Linked DNA regions of Homo sapiens: all the other regions are linked to region 3. The links are chromatin loops, found by intact Hi-C in ENCODE. Cell type or tissue: PC-9. All regions are shown on one strand.

What was found. Peaks named below come from ENCODE experiments on the same cell type or tissue, not always from the same donor. Only the 100,000 strongest peaks of a DNase experiment are listed, where the experiment ranks them.
Region 1: it touches region 3 in a loop (7-fold over the local background); 44 of 110 quality-filtered maps call a loop at or near these places.
Region 2: it touches region 3 in a loop (6-fold over the local background); 103 of 110 quality-filtered maps call a loop at or near these places.

The regions. Positions count from the first base shown.
Region 1 is chr1:15,500,519-15,503,018 of GRCh38, reverse strand. All of the region lies in intron 6 of CASP9 (caspase 9), which reads left to right. Among named protein-coding and RNA genes, the nearest start is that of CASP9, 22 kb to the left of the region's middle. RefSeq lists an enhancer at 2,212-2,500. In PC-9, CTCF peaks have their summits at 1,221 and 1,423 (motif pointing right); no DNase peak of the experiment used is centred here.
Region 2 is chr1:15,422,991-15,425,490 of GRCh38, reverse strand. All of the region lies in intron 1 of EFHD2 (EF-hand domain family member D2), which reads right to left. Among named protein-coding and RNA genes, the nearest start is that of EFHD2-AS1, 12 kb to the right of the region's middle. In PC-9, no CTCF peak of the experiment used is centred here; a DNase peak (open chromatin) is centred at 1,170; H3K27ac peaks cover 1,642 bases.
Region 3 is chr1:15,322,561-15,325,060 of GRCh38, reverse strand. It overlaps FHAD1 (forkhead associated phosphopeptide binding domain 1), which reads right to left. Exons shown (of 34, transcript NM_001391957.1): 11 at 502-609. LOC124903852 (a long non-coding RNA gene) reads left to right here and starts at 1,979. Exons shown (of 2, transcript XR_007065481.1): 1 at 1,979-2,153. RefSeq lists an enhancer at 1-442. In PC-9, CTCF peaks have their summits at 1,122 and 1,328 (motif pointing left); a DNase peak (open chromatin) is centred at 1,344.

The DNA.
Region 1 (2,500 bases), 180 kb before region 3:
CCCACCCCGGAGGACCCAGTGTCACATAAGAGTCCCCCACCCCGCTGTCGCCAGCAGAGTTCCCTCAGGACAACAGTAACAGGAAGTGAGGAAGGCTGCCACTCTCGGGGCTGTAGAAACCCTGCTCTGCCTCACCTCCTGTCTTATCCACAGTGTGTGGTCCAGCAATGCTCTTCCTTCGGAGCCTCCGGTCCCTCTTTCTCCTATGAATCAAATGAAAGACAGAAAGGGCAGGGGAATTAGGAATGCAGGCTGAGCAGGCATACCTACTTTCTGGACAGTTAGTCAGTCTTGTGCTCCTCCCATGCCCCATCCAGTCTCAGTCTCAACAGCAGGGAGGGCCTTTGTCACGTGAATATCTGCTGTCACTCTTAGGACTCAGTAGCAGGGCTTCCAAGGCCTTTGGTGACCTGGCCCCTGCCACTTCACCTTCCCCAGCCTGGCATGCTCCGAGTCCCCAGCACGGCCCAGCCTTCCCAGGATGTCCAGGCTCTTGCTTGCTCTTCTACCTGCTCCCCTGGCTAACTCTTTTTTTAAAATTCATTTTTACTTATTTTGTTTTAGAGATGGGGGTCTCACTATATTGCCCAGGCTAGTCTTGAACTGTTGGGTTCAAGTGATACTCCCACCTCCGCCTCCCAAAGTGCTGGGATAACAGGCATGAGCCACCGTGCCTGGCACCTGGCTGACTCTTAATCATCCATCCTTCTGGTTACAATTTATTGTCACTTCCCTAAACACCCCCTTTCTTGGCCAAAGTCAGGGTTAGCTGGCCTTTGTGCTCCTGCAGCCTCTGTCCCTCCCCTACCATAGCACTGTCTCATTGTATTGAGATGGGCTTATCCCCTGGTCAGCTCTGAGGGGAGGGCCAGGCCTACCCTGCAGCCAGGCCCCCAGCCTGGCACAGAGCCCACAGTCTGGTTGCGTCTCATGTGGATTCTAATTTGAATGTAAAGGAGAACCATACAAAAGCATCTGTGGTGGTTCACGCCTGTAATCCCAACAGTTTGGGAGGCCAAGGTGGGAGGATCTCTTGAGACGAGGAGTTTGAGACCAGTCTCTATCATAAAATTTAAAACATTAGCCAGGCCTGGTGGTGTGTGCCTATGGTCCCAGCTACTTGGGATGTTTAGGCAGGAAGATCGCTTGAGCCCTGGAGGTCGAGGCTACAGTGAGCCATGTTTACACTATTGCACTCCGGCCTGAGTGACAGAGCCAGTCTGTCACCTGTCTCTAAAAAAATAAAAAATAAAAAAAAAATATGAGCCAAATTTGGCATAATGTAGATTTCCATCATTAAAACAAAACTCACAGAAAACAGCAAGATTTCAAAGCCAGCATGCAGTGATTAAGATATCCCTTTGGAGTCGGGTCCTTGCTTTGCCTCCGCAGGCTGCGTGACCTGGTGCTTAACGCAGTTACCACATGGTGGCGCCACGTCAGCTGAGAGCAGAAATAGAAAGGTCCCCGTTCTTCACTAGTGCCTGGCGAGGGGTCTGTTTACATGCATCAGAACACCTGTCCTGGGTTTTGAGGACTCTTGTATTGCTATTTTATAACTCACTATAATACTTTAAAAATATTTAATTTAAAAATCATTTAATAATTAATTTAAATATAATAATAAATAATTTAAAAATCATTTTTAAATAATAATTTTAAAACCCTCCAACATGTCATCCACCCATTCATTAGGAGGTAACAGCACCAGGGCTGAAAAATGTGCATTAAAGTCGATAACTTTGGTGTGCAACGTCAGCGTGATAGGCAACCAAGTAGCCACCTCTCTGAGGCTGAGCCGTCAATTTTGGGGTGACCCCTCTTTGGGATTTGAGAGATCGGGCTGAGAAGACAGAAAGCAATGACAATATGCTGCAGTGGTCGTGGATTTTCTGTGCGGAGGGAACATCTCCTCCTACTGTATATTTATTCTTGTGGGGAATGAGTCCTGCCCTACGGGGAGTTTTGCATTAATGAGGCTCTCTAAGAACCGAGGCTCTCCAAGAACCAAGCCATGCATACAGTGCAGAACACCCTAGGCAAGGCCTTCACATCAGATTTGTGGGCTGAGGCTGACACGTGAACGGAGCTGCCTTAGCGCCCCGCCTGACCCCCTCTTTCCTTTCCCCCACACCCCCTGCTCTGATCTGCTGTCTCTTCTCAGCCTCTCTGCTCACCCTGTCTCTTCTGGCCATTCTTAACGGCATCCCCCACTTAGGCATCCCTCCGCCCCCACAGGCTGCCAGGCAGACCCAGCACCATCACATTCACGCCTCAGGCCTCCTTGCTGTGCTGTTTCACGTCATTCCCAGACACCTGGGGCAGATTCCGGAGTCTCTACCAAGAAAACAACCAGAAGCAATGAACCACAAAATCTGGAGAAAAACATGGCTGTCACAGATCAAAGAGGCCCCCCTTTGGAGGCTGGGGGCCTCCGTGAGAAGCAGTGGGATAGTTGAGAGGCAAAAAACATGGGGCAGAATTCCGCGCCCCTCATATC
Region 2 (2,500 bases), 100 kb before region 3:
TGCAGTGGCTCAATCTCGGCTCGCTGCAGCCTCCGCCTCCCGGGTTCAAGTGATTCTCCTGCCTCAGCCTCTTGAGTAGCTGGGACTACAGGCATGCACCACCACACCCAGCTAATTTTTGTGTTTTTAGTAGAGACAGTGTTTCACCATGCTGGCCAGGCTGGTCTTGAACTCCTGACCTCAAGTGATCCACCCACCTCGGCCTCCCAAAGTATGGGGATTACAGGCATGAGCCACCGTGCCTGGCCGAGAAGGAATTCTCAATACCACGGCAGGGTGGATCAGGCTCTGAGCTGAGCACTCACTCACCACCTCCATGACCAGCTGGCTTACTGGCATCTCCATGGGCACTTGGAGGACATCTCACCCCCACCCTAGATGGCAGAACCTTGCAGGCAAGGGCATGGTTTCTCAACCTCAGACCTTAAACAATCTGGACAGAACAAATCCTTGCCGTAGGGGCTGTCCTGTGCATTGTGGGATGTTTATAGTAGCATCCCTCCTGAGTTGTGACAGCTAAAAATGTCTCCCAGACATTGTCGAATGTCCCCAGCAGGATAAAAGCATTCTCCGCTGAGAAGCACTGGAATAGGGGATGTGACGTGGGTGTGGAAGGCGGCCTCTTTCCATGTGATAAATGACTCTTCTTACTCAGCACCCTCTGTACTGGGGGGTCTATTTCATGCCCCCCAGCTTGCCCTAGGTACTGGGAAGGAGGTTAAAAAGCACACAGTAGGTGCTCAAAAATGTGTAATGAAGAAATAAGACGTGAATAAATGAAGGGGTATCTAAGGCAGGGCCTCTGCCTTTGTCGAGGGCACAGAGCAGGACGGGGGCAGGAGGCAGGGCCAGGTGGCAGGAGGCAGCCTGGGTGTGTTCAGGGACGTGTGGTGCAGTGCCTGCAGGGAGTGGCGGAGATTGGCGGGGTGGTGGGGAAGCCGGGAACAAGCATCGGGCGATAGAGATGCCTCCCCTCTGCCCTGCACTCTCAGGTTCTCTTTTTTTCTACCACTAACAACCTGGCAGAGACAGGGGTGGGGTTGGGGGCAAGTCCCTCTTGACTGGCTTCTGTGTAGTAAGAGTCTAGGTGGCCTTTCTGCCTGTTGCCTGGCTGGGAAGGCACCACTGGTTCCTGGAGCACACAGCCTGGTGAAAGAGGGCGAGGCGCTGTTTGCCCAGCTGGGCTCTCTTATCAACCAAACACCTGCCCTACTGGTCTCTGGGAACAGCGTAGGAGGAAGACAAGATGGGGGCTGGGGAGAGTGATCCCAGAGTTGGTAACATGGGTTTTTCTTTTTTTTTTTTTTCTTTTTGAGACGGGGTGTTGCTCTGTTACCCAGGCGCGATCACAGCTTACTGCAGCCTCTACCTCCTGGGCTCAAGCGATCCTCCCGCCTCAGCCTCCCAAGTAGCTGGGACTGCAGGTGCATGCCACCATGACTGGCCAAGTTTTGTATTTTTTTTGTAGAGACGGGGTGTCAATATGTTGCCCAGGCTGGTCTCAAACTCCTGGGCTCAAGCAATCCTCCTACATCAGCCTCCCAGAGTGCTGGAATTACAGGCGTGCACCACTTTGCCCAGCCAAAATGGGTTTTTCTGCACCTAAAGAAGGCTTGTGCAGTCCCCCAGGCCTTGAACTGGCTGGGTGACAGTGCTGGTGACAGCAGCGCAACACAGGTGGATGTGTTCCAGAACCCTATGTCCCGGGCGCTTGAGCTTCTGCATGAATATGTCTCATTTCTGCACCTTCTTACGGGCTCCCCAGCTCCTTTCGCCTTCTCTAGTTAGGTGTACTTTGAACACCTAATAGCAACCATGTACTGAGATCTGTCTTTATGCTGGGAACTGCTTACTTTACTTAATTTTCCTAATAACCTTATTTTATGACCAAGGCTCAGAGAGGTTAAGTGACCCACCCACAGTCACACAGCAGTAAGGAAGGAGCTGGGCTTCCAGACTTGATCTGCTGGGCTCATAAACTTGCACATTTGCTCTGTACCCAGCCCCTCCCCAACGTGTCCTGGGGCTGCTGCAGAACACAGACGGCTGCCTGGAGCACAAGGGGAGCATTTGTGCGAGGGGTATAAATAGTTCACGAGCCAGTGAGTCAGTGGTTGAAAGTGACACAGCAAAGATGGGTCTTGGGAGCCCTGGAGGGAACACAGGGTCCTGCGGCTTCTGCCCCACTGATGGATGAGGGTTGGGGTGGAGGTGGATGGGCCAGCAGCCCCTGTGGGCAGTGGCCACCTCTGTGACAGTAGAAGGTGTGGGACTCAGAGGGTCAGGCAGGCCAAAGCTGCTGTGGTCCAGCCTCCACCTGGAGCTGGAGGGGTTCTGGGGGGCACAGCGGAGGCGCCTCCTGCCATCTCTGGTCCCTGTTTGCTGCCTGGTAGAGGGCTGGGCGGGCGCCACATGACCGTGGGGCTGTGCAGGAGCACCTGGTGAGGGACTCAGTCTTTCCTGAGCCAAGTCACGAGGACTCCCCTCCTCAGTGCCCCCC
Region 3 (2,500 bases):
CAGACCAGGTCGGAGTGGCTCACCCACAGCCGGGAGCTTCTCCATCCAGCACGCACTTTGGACACTCCAGGGTTTTACCTTATTAAGAAAAGTGGCATTTCCTTATAGACACTGTCTGTAATGTCTGCTGGGGCCCAAGGGGAAGAAAGATTGTGGTAAATGTCAGGACTAAAAACATTAAGGAGAAAATGCTAGAAACACCACTGGGGGCAAGGAGCTCGGTTAACTGGGGGCAGGCATCGAGCCGGGATTGGCTGCCTGGTCCGGGTCTCGGGTCATCGTAAACTATTCGAGTGGGAGGCCTCCCAGCAGCAGAAACCTGTTAAGCGATGTCCATGGGGGTGGGGAGCTGCAGACAGCCTCTGCTCATGAGATAAATGGGAGAATTAACGCACGTCTGTCTTTCTACCTTGGGCGTCCTCCTCTCTCACCCCCACTGGCTGCTTGGGTGCAATCATTGGAGAGCGTGGGCCAATGAGGGGGGCTCTGGAACATGCCTACCTGACCTACTGCCCTCTCCAAATTGATTTTAATGACGCTCTCTCTGTTCCCCATTTCTTGCAGCTGAAGCAATTTCCTTCTGGAATCCTCCTGAAGCTTCTCTTCAACCTGAAATGACGATGAAAGCGAGTACTTGCTGCTAATGTGATCATAATGCACTCTGGGGAGATTCCTCTAGGATGTCTAATGGCCGTGGGGGGTCCCAGAGGGGTAGGCACAGCTGCAGCCCATGTGGCAGGGGTCACAGGCGTGCGCGGGGTGGAGCCAGGCTAGGGGGGCACTGTCCGTTGGGGGAAAGGGCTGGGCTCTGCACCCTGGGCTCAATATTTGTCCTACCCCAGGCTCTAATCCCAGCCCGGTCCCTAGCAAGCTGTATGACCTCAGCAAAGTCATTTCACTGCTCTGTGATTCAGTGTCCTTATCTGTCAAATGGGGTGATACTAGTTCCCTCTTCGCAGAGTTATTGTGGGGATTTTAAAAAGTTTGGAATAGTGACAGCGCTTCGTAAGGGCTCTATAAGTGTGTTAGATGTTGTGACCTAGAACAGGTGGATGACAGTAGCCACTATACAGAGTCATCCTAACACCATAAGGAACTGCCGCCCATCGTGGGCACTTGGTAAATGTTAACTGCTGGGTTTATTATTGTAACTGTTTATTGCTACCACTTCTAGCACACTTACCAAGGGAAACTGCTCTGGGAGCTAAGCAATGGCTAGTAAAGAATTGTAGCCTGCAAAAGAAGGCGTTTAAAGTGGGGAAACTTGCCCATTTTCCCCCGCTTGCTCGAGTAATGGGCAACTCGAGGTGAGCTTGGGCGTGTTCGGTGCTGCCCTCTGCTGGCCATTACAGGACCCTGCAGCTGCTCAGTTCATGTCTGAACCATGAACATTTTGGGCATCTGCTGAGCCAGGGCTCAGGCACTTGCAGGAAATGAGACAAACTCTCCTAGATGAGAGGATTTTGTTCTGAAACAGCCTCACAAGTGGTTTATTAGGGGGCTAGAGAGGGGTCACACAGATTTCATGTAAAACACCCAGAGCAACCTGTAAAGCTTTCTTCTGAGTGGCAGGGTGCAGCCAGTCCCCAGTGAGCTGTTTCCCGGGAAGGCCGGCTAAGCTCGCTGGGCCTCAGTTTCCTCACTTACATCCTCTCAGGTGTAAACATACCCCAGCTTCTGTTTCGGCGGACGTTTTTCAAATGCTGCGAAAGCAGAGGCTGTCCTGGGCTCTGTTCTGGCTCCTCCTCTCAATGACTGGCCTCCCCGCCCCCAGCCCCAGCTCTGGCAGTCCTGTTCTTCATATCACTGCCACACAGCAGGCCTTTGGCACCAGCTGTCAGAGATTTATTTATTGAGCTCCTCCTCTGTGCATGGTGATAGGGTTTGGCTGTGTGTCCACCCAAATCTCAACTTCAATTGTATCTCCCAGAATTCCTAAGTGTTGTGGGCGGGACCCAGGGGGAGGTAACTGAATCATGGGGGCCGGACTTTCCCGTGCTGTTCTCCTGATGGTGAATAAGTCTCACGAAATTGACGGGTTTATCAGGGGTTTCCACTTTTGTTTCTTCCTTATTTTTCCCTTGCCACCGCCATGTAAGAAGTGCCTTTCGCCTCCCGCCATGATTCTGAGGCCTCCCTAGCCATGTGGAACTGTAAGTCCAATTAAACCTCTTTTTCTTCCCAGTTTCGGGTGTGTCTTTAACAGCGGTGTGAAAACGGACTAATACACATGGTCTGAGGCTAGGCCCTGAGCACCTTTGGCCGTGACGCCTCCTTGCCTCTAATTTATTTCCTTCCAGAACATCCTTCATGGTCCTGTGAGAGGGTTACCAAGTGGTGGGGCAGCACTGTCTGGTAGAACTTTCTGCAATGATGAAGTGCTCTAACTCCATACTGTCAAATAGGGTGGACACTGGCCACATCTGGCTATTGAGCACTTGAAGTGTGGCTCATGTGACTGAGGGACTGAATTTTACATTATATTTAATTTCACCTAAAT